Linked DNA regions of Homo sapiens: all the other regions are linked to region 1. A link is an interaction called in ENCODE POLR2A ChIA-PET data of the cell type or tissue named here. Cell type or tissue: MCF 10A. All regions are shown on one strand. Each heading gives the region's core, and the rest is flanking DNA. Links, peaks and the distances in the headings are about the cores only. Region 1 holds the start of LOC105374171 (a long non-coding RNA gene). Region 2 has its middle 14 kb from the start of MME. Region 3 overlaps MME (membrane metalloendopeptidase).

Region 1 (8,732 bases), core at 1,606-6,605:
GCTTAAACAACAGAAATTTATTTTCTCACAGTTCTGGAGGTTAGAAGTCCAAGACCAAGGTGTCCACAGGTTTGATCTCCCCTCAGGACTCCCTCCTCGGCTTGCAGACAGCTGCCTTCTGACTGTATCCTCTTACGACCCTTCCTCTGTTGGTACACATCCCTGGTGTCTCTTCCTCTTCTTATAAGGATATCAGTCATATTGGATTAGGATATGTCCCTAACGGCCTCATTTTAACCTCTTTAAGACCTATCTCCAAATATGTTCACATTCTGAGGTCTTGGGGAATGGAATTTTAACATACAAAATTTGGGGATACCATTCAATCCACAACAACCAGTCAGTCTTAGAGAGTAGCTGGGTCATAGAGGGTTATTTACTAAATGGTTCAGAAGTACTTTAATATTTTCAAAACTGGTACAGTTTTCAGTAAGTAGTGGCTGATTATTAACCCTGGCATGGGCTCTGAAACAATTGTAAAAACATGTGAAAAACCTTAAAGGTTAGAGGAGCCCCTTCAGGGACCTCCAAGATTGAAGATTGAGGCTAAGTAGGTGGGCTCGGAGACTATTTCTGGAATTTAGTTGTTTTACATCTAATAGACCAAATAATGTGCTGTGGTTATAAATATAGGATTTGGAATCAGAAAGAGTTTGCATTTCTGTTTCCTACCTGTAAAATAAAAATGATAATAGTACCTATCCCTAAGATTGTAAGCAATAAGATAATGATATAAAATGTTGATGATATGCCAGACTCAAAGTAGATACTCAATAAACAAGACATTATTGTACCTTTATATAAGCTTACTTTTCTAAATAGTCTTACACACATGCAAACACACAAACACACACACACACACAGTGTTCCTTATAACAAACTGTACTAGGCCTCTAAAGACACTTTTAGTTCTAGAACTCTTATTCTAAGTGATACTTGGCCACAAGTGATTCACAATAAAGGATTGAAATTTTTAAACACATTTATTGCTTTTATTATAAAAATAAATTGTGCTTTCCTACTGTATGGGAATTCTACTTTTAGCAGTCACATTGCTTGATTTAACTGGCAAGTATTAAAATAACAGTGTAGTGCTCACCTGATAAAACATTGTAACTTCTGTTAGATTACTTTTTATATGGTTATATTAGTAAACTGCCATTTATGTATTACAAATTGAATTAAGTAATATGTAATCATTAGAATAATGAAATATGTATTTTGCGTACCAATATGGAATAAACTTAAAGATGTATTAGTGATGAAAGCAAAGTACACAGAAATACTCAAGAGTATATGTTTTTTAAAAATAGGTTTTTATATTGTTTAAATTTTTACCATGTGTATGAATTACCTTTTGAAAAAAATAGATTTTCTCTCACAGTAAAATATAAAAGGAGAGAACAGATGCTCAAGATTCCATTTTCAAACAGAAATCGCAATCAACAGCACCAGTAGCAGCTGCTATTTATCTGTATTTGATAAGAGCAAAGCAACAGATAAAAATGAAAAATAAACTAAATGAAAAAGGCATCTACAGAGATCAAATTCCAGGCGACTCCCTTCCCACTTGCCTTTGTTGTAAGTTCCAGAATAGTTTCTCAGCACTAAGAAATTCTCTGATTTAATGGAAACAACAAAGGATGTGGCATCAGACTGAGCTGGGTTCCAATTCTACTCTTCTGACTTTCTAGCTCTGCAAACACAGAAAAATCCTTTTACCCTCTGAACCTCATTTTCATCAGCACACAAGCATCAAAATGTCTGTCCTTCCACCACTTAGAGTGGTTTTGAGGCTTAACTGAAATTACATGTATACAAGTGCAAGGCAAACAATATAGACCAATATGCACCTTTATCTCATTCATAAATTTCTATTTAGCTTGTGGGATACAGATACACATTCATTAATTCATTCAACAATAACAAATAGACCCTTCTAAATACTGGAACTAAAATAGATAGCAGAACACATTCATTCTCTGCCCTTTTGAAGCATAGACTCTCGTAGAAAGATAGAAGACAGAACAGACATCCATCACATTAAATTGTGGCAAATGCTATGATACAGATAGATAGGATACCCTAGAAATGCATATAAGGCACATATACTCACCAAAGATGTCTGGGAAGGCTTCTGGAGGAAGTCATGTTCAAGTGAGGCCTGATGAAAGAGTAGGAGTTCACTAAGTGACCCAGGGGAATGTCGTAGGCTTCCCACTGGCTTGGCTGACCCCTGAAAGATAAAACCTGACAGGTGAACAGTGCAAGTTGAGGGCTCTCAAAGCAGCTCCCCTTGCATTTGACTTGTTACAGCCAATCTCTTCCATTCCTCTCATGAAAGTAGTTGTTGGACACAATTAAGAAATGTGACAACGGCAGCTCAGAGAAAAGAAGTTGAAGGTCACATAGCTACTGAGTGGCAAAGCCAAGATTTTGATTGTCCCAAACATTTGAAACACTCAACTGATGGAATTTTTTATTTTTATTTATTTTTTATTAATATATATTGATCAGTGGAGTGTGTCTTATTATATTGAAATTCTGACTCAGCACTGGGTATGTCTAGGATTTCAGCCACACTGCAATACATAGAAGAGTGCTTGGTGCATAATAAGTATTCAGTAAATATCTCTTGAATGAATTAATAAATCCCAAGTTTGAAGGATCACTTAGAGGCATCCTTTGTCTTTTGAATAATTAATTCATGCTGCCATCCTTGAATTGAAATTAAAGCATTTTAAAGGTCTTAGGGAACTTCAGAATCCTCCCAAACCAGGGTGTTTTGAAACTGGATTGGATCTTATTTCTTTCTACAAAATGCTAAGGAGGCATCACGGCATGTAAAGCCAACTCCATCAAGAAGTCCACTTGGGCTCTGAGATGTGTGAGAAATGACACTGCACAAGAGTCCAACTGAATAGTTCGGGAAATAGGCCAAAGGATTAAAAACAGTATCATGTAAGGATTAGGAATTTAGCTTAAGACATGGCTCCCTAGTATAACGTCAACATGACTCATTCATTTTGAGTTGGCTGAAGAAATTTTAGATGCATTTTGAAAGATCATCTGGCTTTCCTCTTACAACATAGATTTGATCCTTGCACCATCCAAACCAAACAGTCTAATGCATTGAAAAATGTGCCTGAGAAGGAAAAACAGAATCATCATTACTTTTTCTTTTTCCTTTTACCTGAAACCTAGGTGTGAGGTTCTTGAGAAATTAGTCTTATTACATTGACCAAACACTAATGCTTTCTGGAAAACTTTGTTCTTCTGGAATTGCACAGAGTATACTTTTAAACATGGCATCTGCATCTTAGATGCCCTATTTTAAGTCTGATTAATCTAATCCGGGGAGGTAAATTAGGCCCTTTAGTAGTCTATTAACTTTCTCCTACCCCGAACGGAAAATTTATTAAATTATCTTTATGTGTTCCAAGAAAGCAAACTTTGAAACTGGCCAGCAAGCTTGTAAGAGCCTAATGACGATCGCGGCATGAGTTTCCATCAGCTTTTGGTGTTATTTTAATACAATCCAAATGTAGACTTAAGCTATTAGTGTGTACTCACGTTCTCTCTCTCCCTGTGCTTGTCTCTTTCTCTTCCTTAAAGTACAAACACATGCACACACTGCCACTTTCTCTTTCTCAACACACACAGGCTTGAATAATTTCTATTTATTTCTCAGTTCTACTTTCCTCTCAGAATTCCTTTCCTGACCCCCAAATCTAGGTTCAGGTGTTCCACTAATGCACTCTTACTGCAACAGCTAACTTGTCCATCTCTACACTAGTCTGCAGACAATATGACGGGGACTGTTTTTGTAATTGACCTCTGTATCCCCTGGGCCCTGGCAAAGTACCTAGTATGTGGAAAGCACTCAATACAATTTTGTTAAATAAGGAAATGAATGAGTGCATTAATCTAGCCCTTGTATGCTTAGATCTGCCAAAAGACAAAGCTACAACAAATTTATCTTAAAGATCTCAATTGGCTTTATTGCATTTTTAGAATTGGGCAACACTTCATTCCATAAAATAGAATAAGTGTTCCAATAAGCTGAGTGGAAGGGTTTGGTTTTATAGACGGAGAAGAACTGAAGAAAGCAGAAATGTAGAACAAAATGTGACTGGTCATTTCAAAGCTATTTCCCTTGTAAGGCAGGAACAGGGAAACAATAGAGAAATAACTGATTGCTTAATATCAGGTTACTTCAGGTTACCTTCCCTTTAAAGATTAAAGGCAGAGGGAACTTCATTATCCTGTAGATTGAAACCAGTCTGTTTGGGAAATTAAGCTGTTATCTCTCCTTTTGGGCTTCTCCAAAGGTTAGATAACCACTCAGTTTTGGTTTGGTAATGTGGAACCACAGCGTGAGCGACTCCGTTTTGATTTTTAGTCTGATCTGTTGGGGTCTAGTGTAGGAGTGTAGCTCAAAACAATGGCCTCCTATAATTTTTTATTTACCAGAAATAAAAGGAAATATACAAATGTAATCCATTCCTTGATGATCCTCTATCAAGAAGTAAGTCTTTAATTTCCCCAGTTAAAAAAACAATTCATCTTCCTAGAACCTCTGGAATGAACAGTTTTAGACCCCAAAGTAAAAAATACATACAGTCAAGCTAACTCTGTTTAATTAAATGTTTTCCGTAAGTATTGAAAAACAACTTTTGAGCAATGTGAATAGCTATTGTGTACAAAAGTTAGGTAGAATATAATATTATCCTTATTTTTCAGCAATTATATATTTACAATATATACTTGTTTCACAAAACAAGAGAGAAACAGGCAGATTTTTTTTACTCCCAGTTTAGTGGCTCTTCAATACAACATGCCACTAACAAAAAGGTATTAGAAAGAACCAAAAGAAAATTCAAAATTCAGAAATGGCACAAAAAGATGATCTTTGTTGTAAACAAGAAAATAACAGAAGCCAATTTCTACAAGTATGCACTAAAACATATAGGGAAAATACCTTACATCATAATTTAGTCCCTAGGACCAATTTTGAAAGTCAAAACTTCATTTTATACCTCTGCATTTCACAAGATCACATACCAAGGAACATATGAGGTCTTCAATTCTTGGGAACTAAGTCTGTGGTTTACCGCCCAAGGTCTCTCCCAGGTTTTTGTTATCACTGGCAACAGAACCACTGTTGGAAGCCCACTGCAGAATTAAGAATTCACACAATCTGAAACTGCTTATGTCAGGCCTTTCATAAGGGTGAAAATAATATTCAACAACTTTCAGCATGTGCTTACCACATCTGCACCCATTTTGGGTCAATCAGAAAAAAAAAATGCTGGAAAGAAATAAGCCACCCATTCAGAAGTAAAAACAGGGAAAGCCAGCTGCATACAAACCCTGCAGATTGTGCTGATGAGATCCATGGATGGGCAGAAAGAGCTGCTTCAGGAAAAGAAAATCTAACTTCTGAGCAAAAAGGCTCAGAACATAGATAGGACAAAAATGCTCTCCATTAAATGCAATTCCTAAGAATTCAGGGAATGTGTTTTATTCTATCCCAACAGTAATCACAAAATAGTCTTTCTTTCTCATATGTACTGATTGATTCATTGATTGATTGTACCCCCTCATCATGTTTTTTATTGAAAGAAATATGGAGAAGCACAAAGAAGTAAAGATTTTAAACAATCACTCACTATCTCATCACTCAGTAATATCTGTTATATGTCCACTGATGGCTAAAATCTCACCCACAATTCCTCACGGCCATCAATAAATTAGAGAGAGAACTTTTTCTATTAAACTTTCTTCCAAAGAATTCATGTCAGTTCTTTCTACAATCAAACTTCTCTTTCAGTATGAGTTTTTAATCAGCAAAACAAAACTCAAGATAGAATCTAGTGTATTCCATAGTTGTTCAAATTGTTTACAGCTTAAGTTTCTCGCCTTTGCACTGAGTGAATTGAGACACAAGTATGCTGGAATAGGAATAGATCTGAATGTTTAGAGGGGTCCAAGCTCACACTGGTGTCTCAGAGATATGAGGGAGATAGTTGAGTCCCAAGGCATACCTCCAGGGTCTAAATGATGAATCACCTCACGTCTGCAATTGATCTGCCTTCTTTGCTGTTTGCTCATTAGGTTAGAGTTCCAGGTTTAATTCTGGCATAAACCAGTTACTTTTCTCTTTCCCAAAGGCCACAGAGAGCAACATTAACTGGTTGTCTCTCAAAAGGTGCCATTCATTAATGAAGAGATTGGGAACGATCATCTAGATGCATTTGTACAAAATAATCCAGGTAGGAAATGGACTCTTCTGATGGTTATTCCATCTCAGGCACATTATCTACATTACATAATGTACTCCTAAGAGTAGAATAATTGTTATTATTATTAGATGAGAAAATGAGATGCAGGGAGATTAGTAACTAATGCAAGACAATACTGCTGATAGAATCAGGATTTAAGACTCCAAATCCATGCTTTTCCCACTATATTACCTTACCTGGCTGGGGAGAACAAACCTCAAATATACCTATTTGATGATAAATGTGTGAGAATATATATATATACACACACAAACATATATATATACACATATATATATATAAAGTAGGTATATTGTGTATGTATATCTCACAGTGACTCCAAATTTTTATTTTTATTTTTATTTTTTGGAGACAGGCTTGCTCTATCTCCCAGGCTGGAGTACAGTGGTGCAATCTCGGCTCACTGCAACCTCTGCCCCGTGGATTCAAGTGATTCTCCTGCCTCAGCCACCCAAGTAGCTGGGATTATAAGTGCACGCTACCACACCTGGCTAATTTTTGTATTTTTAGTAGAGACGGGGTTTACCATGTTGGCCAGGCTGATCTCGAACTCCTGACCTGAAGTGATCTGCCTGCCTCAGCCTCCCAAAGTGCTGAGATTACAGTTGTGAGCCACCATGCCCAGCCGACTCCAAAATTCTTAAGGTCCTATAGTACCAAAGTCAAAATTCCCAGGGAATTTTTAGTAAAACACATCAATCTCATATCTCTATGTTATTTATGTAAAAATGGCACCTCTATTTATATGGTTTTCATGATAATTAAACAAGAGAGTGGCGATGTGATGTATACACTATAAAGCACCATGAACACATAAAACATTATTGTTTGAAAAGTCTTTGAGGCCTTAGTTAACAACAACAACAAAAAAAACTCTGCAAACAATAAATCAATCAGTATTGACAGTGAAGTTCAAAAATGTTTATATTTCTTCTAAACTATCTGGTGAACATGCCTTTTAAATCCTTGTTCAAGTCACTCAATCCATAACAATTTATGGAATCCTTTTGTATTTTGACAATAAGTCTATACACATACAAACCCATTTTCCTTTTGTGAGATTTCCGTAAGTCATCTGTCTCTAAACCTATCTAGGAATGGAAGTAGAATGTATCCAGCAGTTCAAGTTGTCATTAGTCATTGCTATGTGATGTGGGATAATGCCTACTCCAATCTCTCTACAAGCTAAGAAGAAAATCGTTTTCTACATTCTCCTTGCTGGACCTCTGGATGCACAGAGGGAGAGCAGACATGACTGGCCTGGTCAATAGAAATATTTACTTACCTGATGGCATGAATAGCCAAATGAGCTAAAATTGGCCATGAAAACTGGTTTCTATGAATAATACTAATACATTTCCTGGATCAAAACTCTAAAAGGCTGAGCTTTATAAGGGATAACTGACATTTCCTTAAAAATTGCTCAACATGACATGTACTGAACCTGTCAAACTGCTGGGAAAATTACAGAAAATAAATTTTAGGGTGATTGGCAAAATGGCTTTGGGAAAATGATTTATTATTTCCAATAAGGAATGAGAAGGTGAAAAATGAGATGTAAAAAGACAAAGAGAAGAACAAGAAAGGAAAATGGAAAAGAAGAAAAGAGAGAGAAAGAATGAATCCCATGCCAACTTAATTCGACCATCCACTATCGTATGCAAAGGCCCAAGTAAGGTACTTGGGAGGCTACAAAGAAAAATAAAATGCATCCATGCAACAAATTCAACAATTATTTATGGAGCTAGGAAAGAAGCAACTATCTAATATGCCACAGCAACTGGAAATATATCTAAGATTACCTGAATGAAAAGTAAATCAGAAGTGTACTTGAAAAGTAATCTGTTTATTTAAACAATTGTTAAAAGACGATATTTTCTTAAAGAAGCAATCTTGGTCTTTTCCTGAAACAGAACTGGGTGATGGCTGTTACTTGTGTCTAATCAGATTGGCCCAGAACCACCATGCACAGAGAACATTTCATCATCTTTTAGCAGGGCCAACGTCATATAGACAATTTAGTGGGGATAGTAACTTTCCAGGGGTTTTCTGATTTTAGCATCATACAGCGCAGGGATAAATGAGCTGTAGTTTCCCACATTTAAGTTCTAAATTCAGCTATGTCACTAATTACCCTTGAGATAATTACAGTAGATGACCCAGCATTTATTTTTTATCTTAACAAGATTTTGACTCAATACATAGTATTTTCAAATATTATTTTGAAAAAAAATCTCTGAAATAATTATATAATGAACATTCAATTCTTAGATCTTTCTACTTTGAATAAGTAAATATAAATGTATTTCAGTTAAAAGGCTTAAGAGTAGGATGAGTCAAGAATAACGATAGTCATGAATCACTTAAGAACAAGGATACATTCTGAGAAATGTATTATTAGGTGATTTTGTTGATGTAAAAACATCA
Region 2 (8,732 bases), core at 937-5,936, 94 kb after region 1:
TTCTCTTGGTTTGGATCTGTTGCTAACAAATGCTATTTAGTTTATCTTTATCCTTCAAAAACATATTTTTTCAAAGCTTTAAAGGCTATCTTTTTATTGTCTTTGGACATTCATTCTTCCTGTTGGAAATTCAGCTACCAGCCTTATTTTTAGTTCTATGAGTTCAAGATTGTTCTTCCTTCATTACCAACAAGAGGCAAATGTAATGCTCTGTGAAGAAATATAATATCAAACTAAACTTAGAATTATTTCACAATATTTTACATACAATTTCCAACATTCAGTCAAAAATAACAAGGCACATGAGAATAAAAAAGAACAGAAACAAAACTTTGGGGAAACAATAGGCAATAGAACCAGGCAAGTATCCAGAAGTAATGATATTATTAGAAATATATTTTAAAATAATTATGTTTATTATGTTCTGAGACATAAAAGACAAGCTTGAAAATATTGACACACAAATGGAAACTTTAAAAAGGAAAGAATTGACTGGGCGCAGTGGCTCACACCTGTTATCCGAGGCCCACGGATCACAAGGTCAGGAGTTCGAGACCACCCTGGCCAACATGGTGAAACCCTGTCTCTACTAAAAATACAAAAATTAGCTGGGCATGGTGGCACATGCCTGTAATCCCAGCTACTCGGAAGGCTGAGGCAGGAGAATCACTGAACCCGGGAGGTGGAGGTTGCAGTGAGCCGAGATAGTGCCACTGCACTCCAGCTTGGGACAGACTGAGACTCCATCTCAAAAAAAAAAAAAAAAAGAAAGGAAAGAACTACGTCAAAACTAAATATGTAATTAATGACCTTATTAATTATATAAATATATGTTATATATTTATGTTATATAATTATGTTATATATTTATGTTGTATAATTATATATATTATATACTTTGTAATATATATTATTTATATATTATATAATAATATACATATGTATATTATTATATATTATATAATAATATACATATAATGTATATTATTTATATATTATAATATATACATATTATATAAAGATATAATATATCATTTATAATATATATAAATATATAATTATATAATGTATATTATATTTATATATATTTATATATAAATATATATTTCATATATATTTTATATTTTATATTTTATTCATAATAAAAATATTATATATTTTTATTTAATATATTTATTTAATAAATATATTTTTATTATTTTATATATATATATTTAAATATATATATTTAAATATATATATTAAAAATATATATTTAAATAATATATTTATTTAATAAATATAATATATTTTATTAATATATATAATAAATATATTATATTTGATTATATAATATATAATATATTATATTTGATTATATATTATATTTGATTATATAACATATTATATATTATATTATATTATATTATATTATATTATATTATATTATATTATATATACCATTGCTTTCTTCCCCCAAATGAGCCTTTTCCTCCTCTGCACCTTTTCCCAAAAAGATGCCTGCATATAGGGGAAGAAAGGGTTTATATGGTCTCTTGGTAATGGGAAAAAGCAAGCTGTTATGAACTGAACTGTTTTGCCCTCAAATTCATATGTTGAAGCCCTAACTCTCAATGTGACTGTATTTGGGAGATGGGGGCTTTACAGAGGTAATCAAGGTTAAATGTGGTGGTATGGGTGGTAGTTTAATCTGATAGGACTAATCCTCATAAGAAGTGAAAGAGAAGGCCCAGCATGGTGGCTCATGCCTGTAATCTCAGCACTTTGGGAGGCCGAGGTGAGTGGATCACCTGAGGTCAGGAGTTAGAGACCAGCCTGGCCAACATGGCAAACTCTGTCTCTACTAAAAATGCAAAAATTAGCCGGGCATGGGGCAGGCACCTGTAATCCCAGGTAGTCGGGAGGCTGAGACAGGAGAATCGCTTGAACCTGGGAGGTGGAGGTTGCAGTGAGCCGAGATCCTGCCACTGTACTTCAGCCTGGGCAACAGAGTGAGACTCTGTCTCAAAAAAAAATTATACATATATAATATAACAAATATATGTATATATGTAAGCACTGTTCTAACCCTCTGATTTGCAAAATATTCAATAATGAAGGCACAAGAGAAGACGGCCATGCAGCCGCAAAGTCAGAGATTGGGAGATTCATTAAGTGAGGCTAAGGAAAAAAGGTTTGTTTCATTTCTCTTGTTGATTCTGAGGCATATACGAAATGTGTGAAATAATGAGGACTATCACACACTGTTTGTGTGTATGTTATTTATTAAACTGCACATATCACATTGTATTTAGGTAACTCAATTATGTTGATGAGACTCTTCTGAATACTCTTTCACTCCTGCATGCCTTTGAACATACTGTTACCTTCACTTGGAAAATCTTTCCCCTCAATCTACTTAATGAGCTCCTAGATATGTTCTTAATTTTCCAGGGATACTGCAACAAAGTGCAACTGGTGCTTAGAACAAGAAAAATATATTGCCTCACCAGTCCGGAGATTAGAAGTCTGAAATCAATGTGCTGGCAGAGCTGTGCTCTAAGATTTTCTAGGGGAGAATCCTTCCTTGACTCTTCTAGCTTCTGGTGTTTGTCAACAACCTTTGGTGTCCTTTGGCTTGTAGGTGCATCACTCAATCTTTGCTTCTGTTATCACATGGCCATATTATCCCCGACTAAATTAGTGTCTCTGTTTCTGTGTGTCTTCTCTTCATCTTAGAAGGACACCAGTCATACTGCATAAGGGTCATCCTACTCCAGTATGACCTTTTCTTAGCTAATTCCATCTGTGACAATCCTGTTTCCAAATTAGAGTACATTCTGTGGTTGCAGGAAGGACATGAATTTTGCAAGGACTCTATTCAACCCAGTAAAGTATCCTTTGGCACTTTCCTCAAAGACAGTCTCATTTCTGAAGTGTGTGTGTGAGTGTGTGTTTCTTTTAACTAACCACTTTGGACATTCTTTCATCAAGGCACATATAGCTGTAGCTACTGTTTCTCTCTCTTCCTCTCTCCCTTACTAGACTAAGACTTAAGAAAAGGGAATATTCTATTTATCTCTATGTCTTAAGGACCTACCAGAATGGCTAGCATATGTGTGTACTTAGAAAATATTTATGAAATAAAATGAATAAATTACCCTTCCCTGAAGTCCTAAAGACTACAGATATAAAGACAAATGGAGACACCTCCCCCAGCACGAGCTACAGAAAAGTGGAACAGGATATAGTCACATTCAGCCTTCAACAAAGAGCAGCTTATAGTTATCTTTAACTTTTCTTGAAATCTATATAAATAAGGTGAAATTTTGTCTCTTTATCTGCTAGTACATAACAACAAAAAAAGTTGCATGATAAATTCTTAGCAAGCACAAAGGTTAAGTTTTGGATTGCCTAACTTAAAACATGAGTGAGATGACTTATGCTCATGTGGAGCCCTGGGAGGTGCCTTAAATAGACAGGCAGTCAGTCACCCTCCAGAGCAGGCTGAGCTGAGGTAAAGTGAGAGGGTGGTGACTAATTAGAAGCATTTCATACATAATATGACACTGTGGTCATAAAAGACAGTGCTTTCAAATATGGACTCAAGTTGTAGATATATACACTGATGTTCCAAATTGTTGTAGTTGCTGTGCAGTGGAGCTACTTCTCACATAGGCAGTTCCATGAACTGCCTTTCAGGGTGAATAGGACAGGGATTTAATTATTTAAGTAATTCAGGAGTGTTTCACTATTCACTTAGCAGAGCGAAGGGCTATTAGACCAGGAAGACAATTCTAGATGTCGTCTAGTCCAATTTTCATTTTATATAGAAATGAAGCTAAGGTTTACAGTTTAAATAAATATTCTACAGTCCACAAATTAATTTTTAAAGAGCATTTAATGACAGAAAATTAGCATTTTATAGTACTAGTTTAAGTATGTAACATTATGACAATGTAATTTAAAAAATGTGTATGAGCTTAGAAAAAGATTGAAAGACTATACAGTAAAAGGAAATAATCACAGATGTGAATATGCATGATTATTGCCCTCTTTGTATTTTTTTGAAGTTTCCTGTTTTCTATAAATAAGTAATATGAGTTGCTCTAGTTGATTCCAGGGCTGGTTTCCTTAAACTTCTTTGCTCACTCTCTCCTTGCCTGCTCATTGCCATCTCCTCAACCCAATAGTGGAGGCACCTCCTTGTAAACCCTAGTTTTCCATGGAGTGAGTATCGTCGTTTGAAAGTAATTGAGCTAAATATTAAATAATTTTTCCCCAAATTGAGTCATTTGTGTATTATGGTAATAACTTTTGATGAATCTGAATATCAATTGAATATTACTTATGTAATGTGTTTTCTATCAATAAACTCACTTCCTTTAACTAAAATACATGGTGTAATGACATTTTATATTGCTGTCACTGGATGACTGATTGAAAATCTATGTCACTTACTGAAAAAGTAAGTACAATGAAAAAATTCTAGCTTGGTACTCTCATCTGCTGAAAGCCTGAGACTAAGGACTGCTCTCTGTTGAGAAAAGTGATCAGCTATTACTACAGAGATGTTACACAAATATAATTTCCAAGATGAGACTTTTTTCTTGACCTAAGTGAATCTAAAGAGAAGTCAAAATAGAATACCATTCTTACAGTGAGATTTATCCTTATATAATAACTCTGTATACCCCTACAACCATCTCACCTCCTAACATTAGAACGCATAGCATGTTTTAGAACTCACCGATTTAGAGACTATAAAGGAACCATGAGTAATAAGGCAGAATATTTAGGTTGGATTCATATAATGTATTTTCTGGATGTAGATAATGTTGAAGAAAGCTATGCTTTCCTTGTGCTTGCAAAAGATTCTCCCAGAGACTTTATTTGTAGTTATTATTCCAACAATTATTTGGGAGAAAACACAGGCAATTTGAAAAAAAAAAAAAAACACCTCTCATTCAAAGATAAAATAGATTTTTGTATGTTTTAAAAATTTATATAACAGATTTAGCTTTTGCAATTTATTTTCCTTTTTTTTTTTTTTTTTTTTTTTTTTGGGAGACTGAGTCTCACTCCATCACCCAGGCTGGAGTGCAGTGGCACCATCTTGGCTCACTGCAAACTCCACCTCCCAGGTTCAAACGATTCTCCTGCCTCAGCCTCCTGAGTATCTGGGATTACAGGTGCGTGCCACCATGCCTGGCTAATTTTTGTATTTTTAGTGGAGACAGGGTTTCACCGTGTTGGTCAGGCTGGTCTTGAACTCCTGACCTCGTGATCTGCCCACCTCGGCCTCCCAAAGTGCTGGGATTACAGGCATGAGCCACTGTGCCCGGCCCTTATTTTCCTTTTGAAATACTTTCAAACACTTCACCAAAAAAGATATATGGATAACAAATAGACACATGAAAAGACACTTAACATCATTAGTCATTAAGGAAATGCAAATTAAGACCATAATACACCATCATACACCAATTACAATGGCTAAAACTAAAAAGATTGACTGTACCAAGAGTTAACAAGAATGTAGGGCAAATGGAATGCTTATACAGTACTGGTGTGAAAAATGCTACAACCACTTTGGAAAATAGTTTGGCAGTTTGTTAAATAGTTAAACATTACTGCCACAGGATTCGGCTATTGCACTCCTAGATATTTACCTAGGAAAAGTGAAAGCATATGTTCATGTAAAGACTTAAAAATGAATTTTCACAGAAGCTTTATGTGTAATAGCCCCAAGCTATAAATTAAACAAATTTCTATCAACAAGGGAATTGATAAACAAACTAAGGGATATCCATTCAATGGAATACTATTCAATAATAAACAAAAGAATGAACTAATGCTACTATGTGAATGAATATCAGCATAATTATGCTGAATGTAAAAAGGCAAAAAAAGAGTGTATACTGTGTAATTACATCTATATAAAATTCTAGAAAATGCAAACTAGTATACAAACGGTATAGTAACAGAGAGGCAATCAATGGTTGCCTAAGAATAAGAGATAGGTGGGGAAGAGCAGCAGGGAGACATCACCAAGGCACAAGAGGTACTTTTAGAAGGTGACGGATAACTTTATTATCTTGATTGGATGACTCTTTCATGGGCATATACATAATAAATGTCACATTTTATTAAATTATACACTTAAATATGTGCAGTTTATTGTTATGTCAATTACGCATTAATAAAGCTGTTGAAGCCAAAATAATTCCTCCCAAAACTTGAATATTTTAGGCTGGTCTGACACGGTGTCACTGGTGTCATGATATCAGCTACATTTTTTTGTTTCTATACTTTTAACTACATTTCACATTCTAACAGGCCTAGCATAGCATGTGCTAAAGTAGCACAAGTTTTATTAAATTAGGCTTAGCAGGCATAAAATCTGAAAATACAGAATTTTGCAGACCTAGAGAGTTATTGAAAGTTTTTGAACATCTGAGTGAGTAAAATATTCTGAGTTTCTATTTAATCGACCAGGAAATAATGTGAACAATGAATTGAGATCAAGAAAAGATGAAATAGTGTCTTTCTAAGGATAATGTTCAAAATGTTAGTATAATAATCCAGGGAAAATAAGAGAATAGAATTTCTGCTGCCTAATGTTGGCTTTGGAAATAAAGTGTAGGGAAAAAGATTCAAGAGATCCTGTGGAGTTGATAATGCTGAGATTTGTAAATTCATTGTTTGTTGGGGAATAATAAAGGACTCATCGAAGGCCACTGGGATGTGTCAAGCCTAGATGAACTGGAACAAGGCTGAGCCTGTAAAGTATATAGGTTTCACGAGAGCATGGGTTTGTGAAGCATTCTACAAATGAAAGGAAAAGGGGGGAATATGTTGGACTAATTTTTGTAGGTTTGGGAGTTGTCTGCCATGAGATCAAAGCTGAAATAATGATATGGATAAAAACAGTCAAGGAAGAAATTCTAGAAAGAGAGAGATGAAAAGAGAAGAAATGATGCTTTATTTAGTAGGCAAATGGAGGACAAAGAGGAGGGAGAGACCAGTACAATGTTGTAGAAGCTAAGAGAACTGAAAGTTCAAGAAATAGATGTATTAAAGATTAAGAAATGTCATCAGGCTAGAAATAACAGAGAAAATTAAAGATGCTTTCAGTGAGAGGGATGAAAGAATTGATCAGCTCGTGGCAACTCAGAGTTGAGAGAGGTTTGTTAAGGCCCAGGATGACTGAGCTCACAAGTGAATGACTTGGAAGGAAGATGAAAATCCCAGTAATTGAAGAGCACTAACCTGGCCCTTTTTCTTTGAGACACCTTCAAATAATATTATTCGTATCATTCCTTGTTATAATGTGAAATTTTGCCTTAGCAATTTATTCATGATATTACAGGAAGAGAAACATTGTACTTTATGGAGAACCCTTCTTATTTTATTAACACCTACTTAAATAGTGACTGGAGAAATTAATATCACCCTGAGTTCCTAGGCAGGAAGAAACTCACTGGGTTTCAAATGAGTAAAAAGCAATACCATCAGATTAATGGACTAGGAATAGGCTCCATTACCTTCAGCTATTTTAATATCCTAGTACTCAACAAGAATGTGACTCCCTTGCCCTTGTCCATGTGATGTTGGTTAACGTCAGCAGAAGGACCTTATTGAGAACTGCCTCCCTACCCAGCCCCAGAAGCAACAGGAAATGGGTATGACCAGAGGGAACAGGAAGAGATTGTTTTCCTTTTGGAATGTAACTGCCGCCTCTACCAATAACCACTAGATAAGACAGGTGGACGATGCAAACAGACAACAACTCTCCTATAAGAATATAGTTAGTGTGATTGAGACAAAAGCAAGACAATCATATTGTTTAATGTTTTTGGAGCTATTTTTCAATTATATACAATATTGCACTAGTCAAATGGGCTCTCTTAACACTTTTATTTCTTTAATTTTTCTGGCCTAGTTTTAAAATTTATGGTGCATTAATGTGCATTGAATAAGCTTTTGTGAAATAACATCCTAAATCACTATACTTGAAAAGATTTCTTACATTAAAAGCATCTTGTGACAAGGAGCAGTTCGTTTCTTTAGGATTTGACTTTGAGATATTTTAAACAGTATAATGAAAGTATACACCAGAAGCCACTATGTACATACATCTGCATAAACAGATCAGGATGAGTTTTTAAAAGTGTTCTTTTTGCTTGGACTTAAAGGATCTAGGTAAATGCAATAATCTGACTTGGTAAGAATGCTTGTGGTAAGAATGACCAGCTGATGAAAAGGATTAAGAATGATGGGGTTCAAGATAAGCTTTATCTTTGCAAAAGGATTGGTACGGTATAAAGCATAAATAAATAAAGCATGGAACATAAAAGTCTAAAATTTAGATATTTCTATTTCACCTGGCACTTTTCCTGGAAGCATTAAGGATCCAAGAGAAGTTGGGAATTGATTACATTTTGAATATGATTTTTTCAAGTTAAGACATATACTTTCCCACTCAGGAGTTGCTTAGAAGACGCATTTCTTCACCTTGCTTGTCCTAGTTTTGATTATCTGGAATCCGCACCTCTGCCAAACATCAGAGTCAGAAAGAACCAGAGATTTAAAGGTTAATCATGCCAAAATTGAGCAGATGTCCCCCTGAGAAAAATCTGGGGTGTTTGGGTTTATTCCTGTGGCTGCTGCTGTGTAGTATTCAATACCCTGCTCTCGCCCCCAGAGTCAGGGCCACAGCTGTCCACAGGAAATGCATCAGAGAGGTCTAA
Region 3 (8,732 bases), core at 1,337-6,336, 160 kb after region 1:
TGAGCAGTGGCCATGTCTGTGTCTTGTTAAAACTTGGTTGGCAGAGAGGAAGGTCGTATCATTTAAAAGATGAGGAGTACATATACCAATGTCATTTAGCATACTCTGCCACAGTTTACATCCACTGATCTAGGGAATACTGTATTTGTGATCAAATAACACAGTGGTGATCAAATCTAGAATCAGTAATATGTTTATAGAGTTTATGAGTGAGAAATCTGAGTCTCAGAAGTTTGCTGTCAACACTCAGCAGAACAGTAGTATAGTGGCAAACTTTGGTCCTTCTCTCTTCTTCATTCTACTACATTATTACAATTTCTTAAGAGTTGGTACTTCATACTAGTAGAGTTCTTTGAATGAGCAAATGATAGAAGAAACTAACCTGCACTGGCACTTACAGCCCGGAAGTTATTCTCAGCTTAATTAGGTGCTCTTCAACGATCTGAATCAGACTAGCAAACACGCAGCATGCTTGCTGCCTTGCTCCTCTTCCATAACTATGTACTTTTGGTGACATCCTTCTTTCCTGCTAACCTGAGATCTCAGAATTCTTCTTAAGGTAGTGCTTCAAGCTGTAAGCAATCTCCTTTCAGTGGAAGGGAGTTGCATAAAAATAAAAGTTACATGTCATCCCAGAAATGGGTAATTATCTGAATATTTCTGCACCCTCTCCCTTTTTTTAAATCCATTCTTTTGGGCATGGGGGTGAGAGCGTGTGTAGTTACAGTAAGAATTCCAATGTTACCCTTATTTTTCCCATGATATTTTCTACTCTCTCCTAATCCCTACCACCTGCAATCCCTCAGTTTCCCCTGCATTTCTGGCAAAATTCTAGTTTTTCCACTACTCTGCTATCTTTGAAAGATGTCAACCACCTTAAGTATTTCTGTCTTGTGTCTTATTGCTTCATGAACAAAAAATGGTGCGAAGTGTAGAATAACAAGTTTACCTTCAGTAGAGGAGTTATAAATCTGGAAGGAATGTTAATGTCAGTGTATCATTGGCCTTCAATGATTTTCTCCCTTATAGGCTTTTATATATGCTTTTCCCTTTGCCTAGAACTTGCCCCCCACACACACCACCTGCCTACACTCTTTCCTCTAATATAGTTTTCCTAGCACCCAGGTTTCTGTATACTTCTTATTTAATGTCTTTTTTTTTCTATAAAACTGTAAATGAAGTGGAAGCAATGCTGTGTCTCATTGCCCTTTGCTCTTTTTCTAATACCTACCAAAGTTTCTGGCCCTTAAATACTACAGAATCAGCAAATGAATGATTGAGGGGGAAGATAGCAGGGAAGAGAGGAAACAAAAGAAAGAAGAACCCAATCTTTTGGAAGCCCTCCTTGTTTCCTTCCCTTGATTCCGGGAAACATGAGCTCTAGGGCATCAATAGCTAATAGCATACATTTCTTTAGCATTTTACAAACTCTGTGTTCTCTTTTCTCTTTTCAATCCCCAGTTACTTCTTTGCTAAACTCAGTTTGCCTGAGGTATATTTATACAATCAATGGGTATCATACATTTGCAGTTTACATTATTTTATTGGAAATAATCAAGAGAAGTTTTGAGAATTGGCATAGGGTCACCAACTTTTTTTGTCAAAGAAAGATGGTCTTAGACCAGAGAGGTCTGGCTTCCTTGCCCGTCGCTTTAGCCTATAATTTTAAAACTTTAGTGTGGGGTCTACCTTCTGCAGATATGCCTCAGAGGCTGAGGATCACAGAGGGTCACATTCCCTCTTCAGTCAAAAGTACTCTAATCGTAGGTCTCCTTTATCAGATTATTAACTCAGCCTGTTTCCCCAGGTCTTCTTTGATCCTTCCTTCCAGGATATCCAGGTCATCCAGAGGTATCATCTCCCATAATCTTAAAACCAAACTTCTTATCGACTATGAAAATAGCCCCCACAATTACTAAGAAGATCATTTCACTTTATAGAAGTCATTTTTTTTTTGCTTTGGATACCCTCATAATGGAATTTTTGTATTGTAATATTTGATTATTATTATAATCTAGAAAGGGAAAGTGATAGAGAACAGTTGCATCATCTCAGAAAGGGGCCCACATTCACCGTGTCTGCTCTTCCTAACAAACTGTTCTCAAGATGTTCTCATCAAGGAGCTTCTTGTGCTATATCTTTGTTAAAGAGATGGAGCCTGAGTTCTGAGGTATTCTGATTATCTGAAGAGATTACTTAATGACACAATGCTATCTCAAAGAACAGAAGTAGGGAGATTCAAGACAATTCTATTCCTTACAGAGGTACAAATTTCTATGCTAGGAAAACAATACGAAAGATACACATGGCCCATAAACATAACCATTCCCATTCACAAAATTTGTAAGTGAAACCAACCAGCAACCTCATGTGAGAATGTTCTTCTATATTGATTCACTGAGAGAAATGAGGACCTTAATTTTCTTAAGAAATCACCCACCTTCAGAAGAGTCTGAACTCTGTATTGGGGGTGAATTGGAATTGGTCTCAAAGCTTCCCTTTCTCTACCTTCTTAGCTTTTCAAGAGCAATTGTTATCTTACTTTGTTGTCCTTCATAAGGAAATCTGAAGATTAGGAATCCAAAATATTTGAGCATAATTACATAATAGATATGTTTATGCTCTGTACTGATGTTTGCCTGAGAAGGAGCAATAAGTGAGGTTAGTGGTTTCCAACTCTAAGGACTACTTTGTGTGTGCCAATTACAGGGCTCTGTGCAGAAACACCTCACATGTACACACACTTCAAAAGCCACTATGATTTATTTTTACTTGTGCATTTATACATCCACAAAACATTTCTTTGAGTAGAGCATTTCAGGTCTAAAAGAAAAGTAAGAAAACCACTCAGGCTAGAGTTTGAGAGCATAAGGAGGCGGGAAAGGAACTGGAGAGTAGAAGCTACAGGGTATACTGCTGCAGGGCATGGCTAGGGAGAAGAAGCCAGAGTTATAAAGAAGTGTAGAGCCTTCACAAAATCTGAGGTTCATAAAAATAGAGACATTTTAGGGATGAGGATAGAGGACTTGGAACATGGGCACAATGGACTGAAGCCAGAAAGCGATGACCCAGAGTCTGTGCTCCTAGATCAGAAAAGCCAGGAGAAGTCTCCAAATTATATGTACCTGGGAAAGAACACAAGCTGAGATTGGCTATCCTGTAGATGAGCAGGTGCAAGCTGGAACTGGGATTAAACAAGAGGGGATTTTCTTTGTCCACCTACCCAATGTACAAGCTGAGAGAAACTGTTCAGGACTTGAGCTAAGAATAGAAGTTCCGAGGAAATAGGAAGTGAGAGAAACTTAATATATTTACAATTTAACTTCATTTTTTTTTAATTCAACAGATCTTCATTGAGCTTATGCTATGTGACAGATACTTTTCTAGGCAGTAGACATTCCAAGGAAACAAGGTCCTTGTTCTCATGGAACTCATGTTCTAATGGGAAGAGATAGACAATAAATAACCAAGTAAATAATTTAAGGAAATGAGACAAATTGTGAGTGTTATAAAGAAAATAAATCAAGGTGATAGAATAATAAGTGACTGGGGTAAGGCATGGGTGATTCAATTTGGCTTGCTGAAACCATCTCTGGCTGTTGTTTGTAGAATGTGTTTTAATGGAAGCAGAAAGATCAGAGAAGGCCACATGGTAATTCATGTGAAAGATAACGATGGACTCAGATGGCAGCAAGTCAGATAGAGAAATCTGAGCAGACCTAAGATAATCTTGTGTAGGTGGCTCTATCATTATAGGGAAACAGTTTGTGTACTTTAAACTGCTCGGCCAATATGTGCCTCAGTGATACGTGGCGGAGCTTGTCTCACTGCATAACACAGCTATGACATGATAAGACAGGCCCTGCAAGGGAAACTGCTGACCTCACTTTGTCCTTTCTGGGTACCAAGTGACTAATAGTCAGAAGGTTTCACTCAGTTCAGTAATCTGTGTTTAAGAAAACAAAAGGGGGCTTTTAAACATGAGATTTAGTGAATATGACAGAGAATTTTTGAGATCAACTGAACTCAGTTTGTAAAAAGAGCTAGATTCAGCCCCCCAAGCATGGAATAAACCTTGGAAGTTATGCAAGAAGTTGTACAAATCTTCAGGTTCTTATTGATAACCTGATGAAAGCCCCAAACAGTCCCTATGCTGGTCCAAGTTTGGGTCCTCTTAGGTCCCACGTTCCTCCTGCTCTAGCGTCCTGCTCCACTGGGGGCTATTTTTTATTTCCAGTGCCCAGAAATGGCTGTGTGACTATATGTTTGCAGTCTGTTGGAGGGAAGCAGGTCTCTCTGCTAACAACTGCACACTAGCTGACATGCTGCTTAAATTGAGAAATGTTTCTAAGCTTTTTTGGTAGGAAATAATCTTTCCTGCTTAGTCTCCCTCTGTGTTCCCCCAGCAAACTTCTTGTGTAGCATTATTAAATATTCCCCAACATCAGTGGCCAAGAATGACACAATTCTGTGACTCCTCAGTCACTTCATGCTCCACATTAAGTGGAGTTTCTTCCTAGAATGGGGAAGGCAGAACATTGGTAAGAGCTAGGTGTCTCAGAATCTTTGGAAATAAAATCCCTGATCCATAGGTAGTTGGCTCGCTAGGTTACCCAGATATCAATCTGACAGGACAGTTTTCTGTTCCTCCCTGGGTCTTGATTGTCATTCATTAGGAATGAAATTAAAGTTTGAAGGACAGTAGTCAAATGGCATTCATTTGCTCTCTTCCTCTTTGGCAAATCTAACAAACATCAGGCTTTTTCCAGGCAGGAAGAGCCTCATTTCTAAAGAGCCAATTTATAAATATCATTACCTGATTCTGCAAAATGAAGATAGTCCTAACTAGAGTAACTATCCATGGTGTTGGGTGTTAGTAAATATCATCTCATTGGTAGTGTGTGATTTTAAAACCCACAAAACTGCTATTATATGGATTTTATCTAACTGTTTAAAACCGATGATCACCTTTGAAACTACTGTTACGAGTACTAGGACTTACAATTTTTTTTTTAAGAAAAGCTACATAAATGTTTTGGTGGATTCTTCTTCACGTAAACAATCATTGATTTGCTATCTCAGAGCTTCAAGAAATCTACCTTATGACTGTCAAAAATGAGAGCTGACTCTGGCCTCTGTTGTAATAACTAATTGCTCTCTCAGTCACACACACACAAAATTAAATTTGGGTTTAAAAAGTATCCTGGCCAATCTACTTTTTAAGTGTTAAAATACATGTTGATTTGCCTGACGTGGTGGCTCATGCTTGTATTCCCAGCACTTTGGGACTCAGAGGTGGTGGATCACCTGGGGTCAGGAGTTCAAGACCAGCCTGACCAACGTAGTGAAACCCCGTCTCTACTAAATACAAAAAATTAGCCGGGCATGGTGGCACATGCCTATAATCCCAGCTAAGGCAGGAGAATCACTTGAACCCAGGACGCGGAGGTTGCAGTGAGCCGAGATTGCACCATTGCACTCCACCCTGGGCAACAAGAGCAAACCCCGTCTAAAAAAAAAAAAAAAAAAAAAAAATATATATATATATATATGTATAAAGTTTCTTCCCAAATCATGACAATTATCATCATTTCACATTTTCCATATCTGGAAGTATCATAATAAAGAAAATTAAAACCTTAAGGTAGAATCACATCTCGTACAATGGATTTAGCACGGCAGTAACCTTAAGTTCTGACACCAGATAAATTTGGAAGTCAGGAAAGATAGTCATGATACTAAGACATATGTTTTAATCAGTTACATTGGAGTAGTTACCAGGTAATGGAATTCATTAAAAGAAGTGGTATATTCCATGTAGCTATATTAAATACTCGAGCATCCCAGAAGCTAGTGATACTATATGCTTCCAGTTTTCTGAGAAACTTGACCAGTTTAGCAGACTAGAAGCATCATCCAAAGTTCTTGTGCTTGCCTTATATCAAAGTTCTATAGTCTTTAAATACATCGGTAAGGATAAAGAGACTGGAGCAGAATCAGTTTGCTGAGTCAACAAAGTGCCCAAGATGATTACTGTTATTGTTTTCTCACCTCATCAACAAAAAGCATCCCATATATATATATGTATATACACCATATATATGTATATATACACACCATATATATACACACACCATATATATATATATATATATATATACCATACATATATAGTGTGTGTATATATATGGTGTGTATATATACATATATATGGTGTATATATATATGTGTATATATATGGTGTGTATATATATATGGTATATATATATTTTCCAATATCAATTTTCCAATATCAATCTACTGAGATATATCTCAGTAGATTGATATTGGAAAATTCGAACTACCATTTTGTTTATAGTCAGTAGTAATACCCTGCTAAAGGTCGATTGATTTATATGCTTTGGGAATACAGTTAATTCAAAACACTGCATGCTTGTACTTTGGAATAGTTGGTCCCATGAGGTATGAACTCAGACATACTCGTTTACTTCAAAGTGAAACAAAAATTCTGATTACCTTAAATAGAAAAAAATTGAGTTGCTGAGAATATACGTAAAATTGTCTTTTCATTTCTGTTACTTTAGTGATTAGAGTTTTTTAAAAATATAATTTCAAGTTTTATTTTAGATTCAGGGGGTACATGTGTAGTTTTGTTACATGGATATATTGCATGGTACTGAGGTTTAGAATATGAATGACCCCATCACTGAGGTAGTGAGCATAGTACCCAATAGTTAGTGTTTCAACCCTTGCTCCACTCTCTCCCTCCACCCTCTATTAATCCTCAGCATCTATTATTGCCATCTCTATGTCCTTAAATGCCCAACATTTAGCTCCTACTTATAAATGAGAACATGTGGTATTTGGTTTTCTCTTCCTGCATTAATTCACTTAGGATAATGACCTCCAGCTGCATCCATGTTGCTGCAAAGGACATGATTTCATTCTTTTTTATGGCTGCATAGTATTCCAGGGTGTATATGTACCACATTTTCTTTATCCAGTCTACCATTGATGATTCTCTAGGTTGATTCTACGTTTTTGCTATTGTGAGTAGTGCTGTGATTAACAAATGAGTGCATAAGTCTTTGGTAGAATGACTTATTTTCTTTTGGGTATATATCCAATAATGAGATTTCTGGGTCAAATGGTAGTTCTATTTTAAGTTCTTTGAGAAATCTCCAAACTGCTTTCTGTAGAGGCTAAACTAGTTTGCATTTTCACCACAGTGTATAAGTGTTCCCTTTTCTCTGTAGCCTCACCAGCATCTGTTCATTTTTGACTTTTGATAATAGCCATTCCAACTGGTGTGAGATGGTATTTCATCGTGGTTTAGATTTATATATCTCTGATGATTAGCTATGTTTAATGTTGTCTCGTACATTTGTTGACCACTTGTATGTTTTCTTTTGAGAAGTGTCTGTTCCTGTCTTTTCCTACTTTTTAATGGGGCTATTTGTTTTTTGCTTGTTGAATTGTTTAAGTTTCTTGTAGATTCTGGATATTAGACTTTTCTTGGATGCCTAGTTTGGGAATGTTTTCTCCCATTCTGTAGGTTGTCTGTTTACTATGTTCATAGTTTCTTTTGCTGTGGCAGAAGCTATTTAATTTAATTAGGTCCCACTTGTCAATATTTGTTTTTGTTGCAATTCCTTTTGAGGACTTAGTGATAAACTCTTTCCCAAGGCTGGCATCCAGAAAGGTATTTCCTATTTTGTTCTAGGACACTTAGAGTTTGAAGTCTTACATTTAAATCTTTAATCCATCTTGAGGTAATTTTTGTGTATGATGAAAGTTAGGGGTCCCATTTTATTCTTCTGCATATGACTAGCCAGTTACCCTAGCACCATTTTTGAATAGGGAGTCCTTTCCCTGTTGCTTATTTTTGTCAACTTTGTCACAGATCAGATGGCTGTAGGTGTGCTGCTTTACTTCTGTGTTCTCTATCCTGTTCCATTGGTCTGTGTGTCTATTTGTGTACCCAGACCATGCTGTTTTGACTACTGCAGCATTATAGTATAATTTGAAGTCAGGTAATGTGATGCCTCCAGTCTTGTTCTTGTTGCTTAGGATTACTTTGGCCATTTGGGCTCTTTTTTGGTTTTATATGAATTTTAGAATTGTTTTTTCTAATTCTGTGAAAAATGACATTGGTAGTTTGATAAAAAGAGTGTTGAATCTGTATATTACTTTGGGCAGTATGGCCATTTGATGATACTGATTCTTCCAGTCCATAAGCATGAAATATTTTTGTTTGTTTGCTTCCTCTATGATTTCTTTCAGCAATGTTTTGTAGTTCTCCTTGTAGAAATATTTCATCTCCTTAGTCAGATATACTCTTAGATATTTATGTAATGTGTATGTGTGTGTGCCTATTGCAAATGAGATTGTGTTCTTGATTTGGCTCTCAGCTTGAACATTATTGGTAAATAGATATGCCACCAATTTTTATTCATGGATTTTGTATCCTGAAATTTTTGTGAAGTTGTTTATGAGTTCCAGGAGCCCTTTGGCAGAGTCTTCAGGATTTTCTAGGTATAGAATCATATCATTAGTGAAAAGAGAGAGTTTGACTTCTTTTCCTATTTGGATGCCTTCTCTTTCGTTCTTTTGCCTGATTGATTGATCTAGGTAGGACTTCCAGTACTGTGCTGAATAGGAGTGGGGAGAATGGACGTCTTTGTCGTGTTTCTGTTCTCAAGGGGAATGCTTCCACATTTTGCCTATCCAGT

Evidence for each region. Peaks named below come from ENCODE experiments on the same cell type or tissue, not always from the same donor. Only the 100,000 strongest peaks of a DNase experiment are listed, where the experiment ranks them.
Region 2: POLR2A ChIA-PET joins it to region 1 with 31 read pairs; 3 of 35 experiments call an interaction of 5 or more read pairs at or near these places.
Region 3: POLR2A ChIA-PET joins it to region 1 with 15 read pairs; 2 of 35 experiments call an interaction of 5 or more read pairs at or near these places.

The regions. Positions count from the first base shown.
Region 1 is chr3:154,967,987-154,976,718 of GRCh38, forward strand. LOC105374171 (a long non-coding RNA gene) reads right to left here and starts at 2,279. Exons shown (of 5, transcript XR_001740568.2): 1 at 2,117-2,279. In MCF 10A, for the core only: no CTCF peak of the experiment used is centred there; DNase peaks (open chromatin) are centred at 3,005, 4,105 and 5,145.
Region 2 is chr3:155,062,283-155,071,014 of GRCh38, forward strand. It overlaps a transcript of MME not described here. Among named protein-coding and RNA genes, the nearest start is that of MME, 14 kb to the right of the region's middle. In MCF 10A, for the core only: no CTCF peak of the experiment used is centred there; a DNase peak (open chromatin) is centred at 3,459.
Region 3 is chr3:155,127,529-155,136,260 of GRCh38, forward strand. All of the region lies in intron 8 of MME (membrane metalloendopeptidase), which reads left to right. Among named protein-coding and RNA genes, the nearest start is that of MME, 52 kb to the left of the region's middle. In MCF 10A, for the core only: no CTCF peak of the experiment used is centred there; no DNase peak of the experiment used is centred there.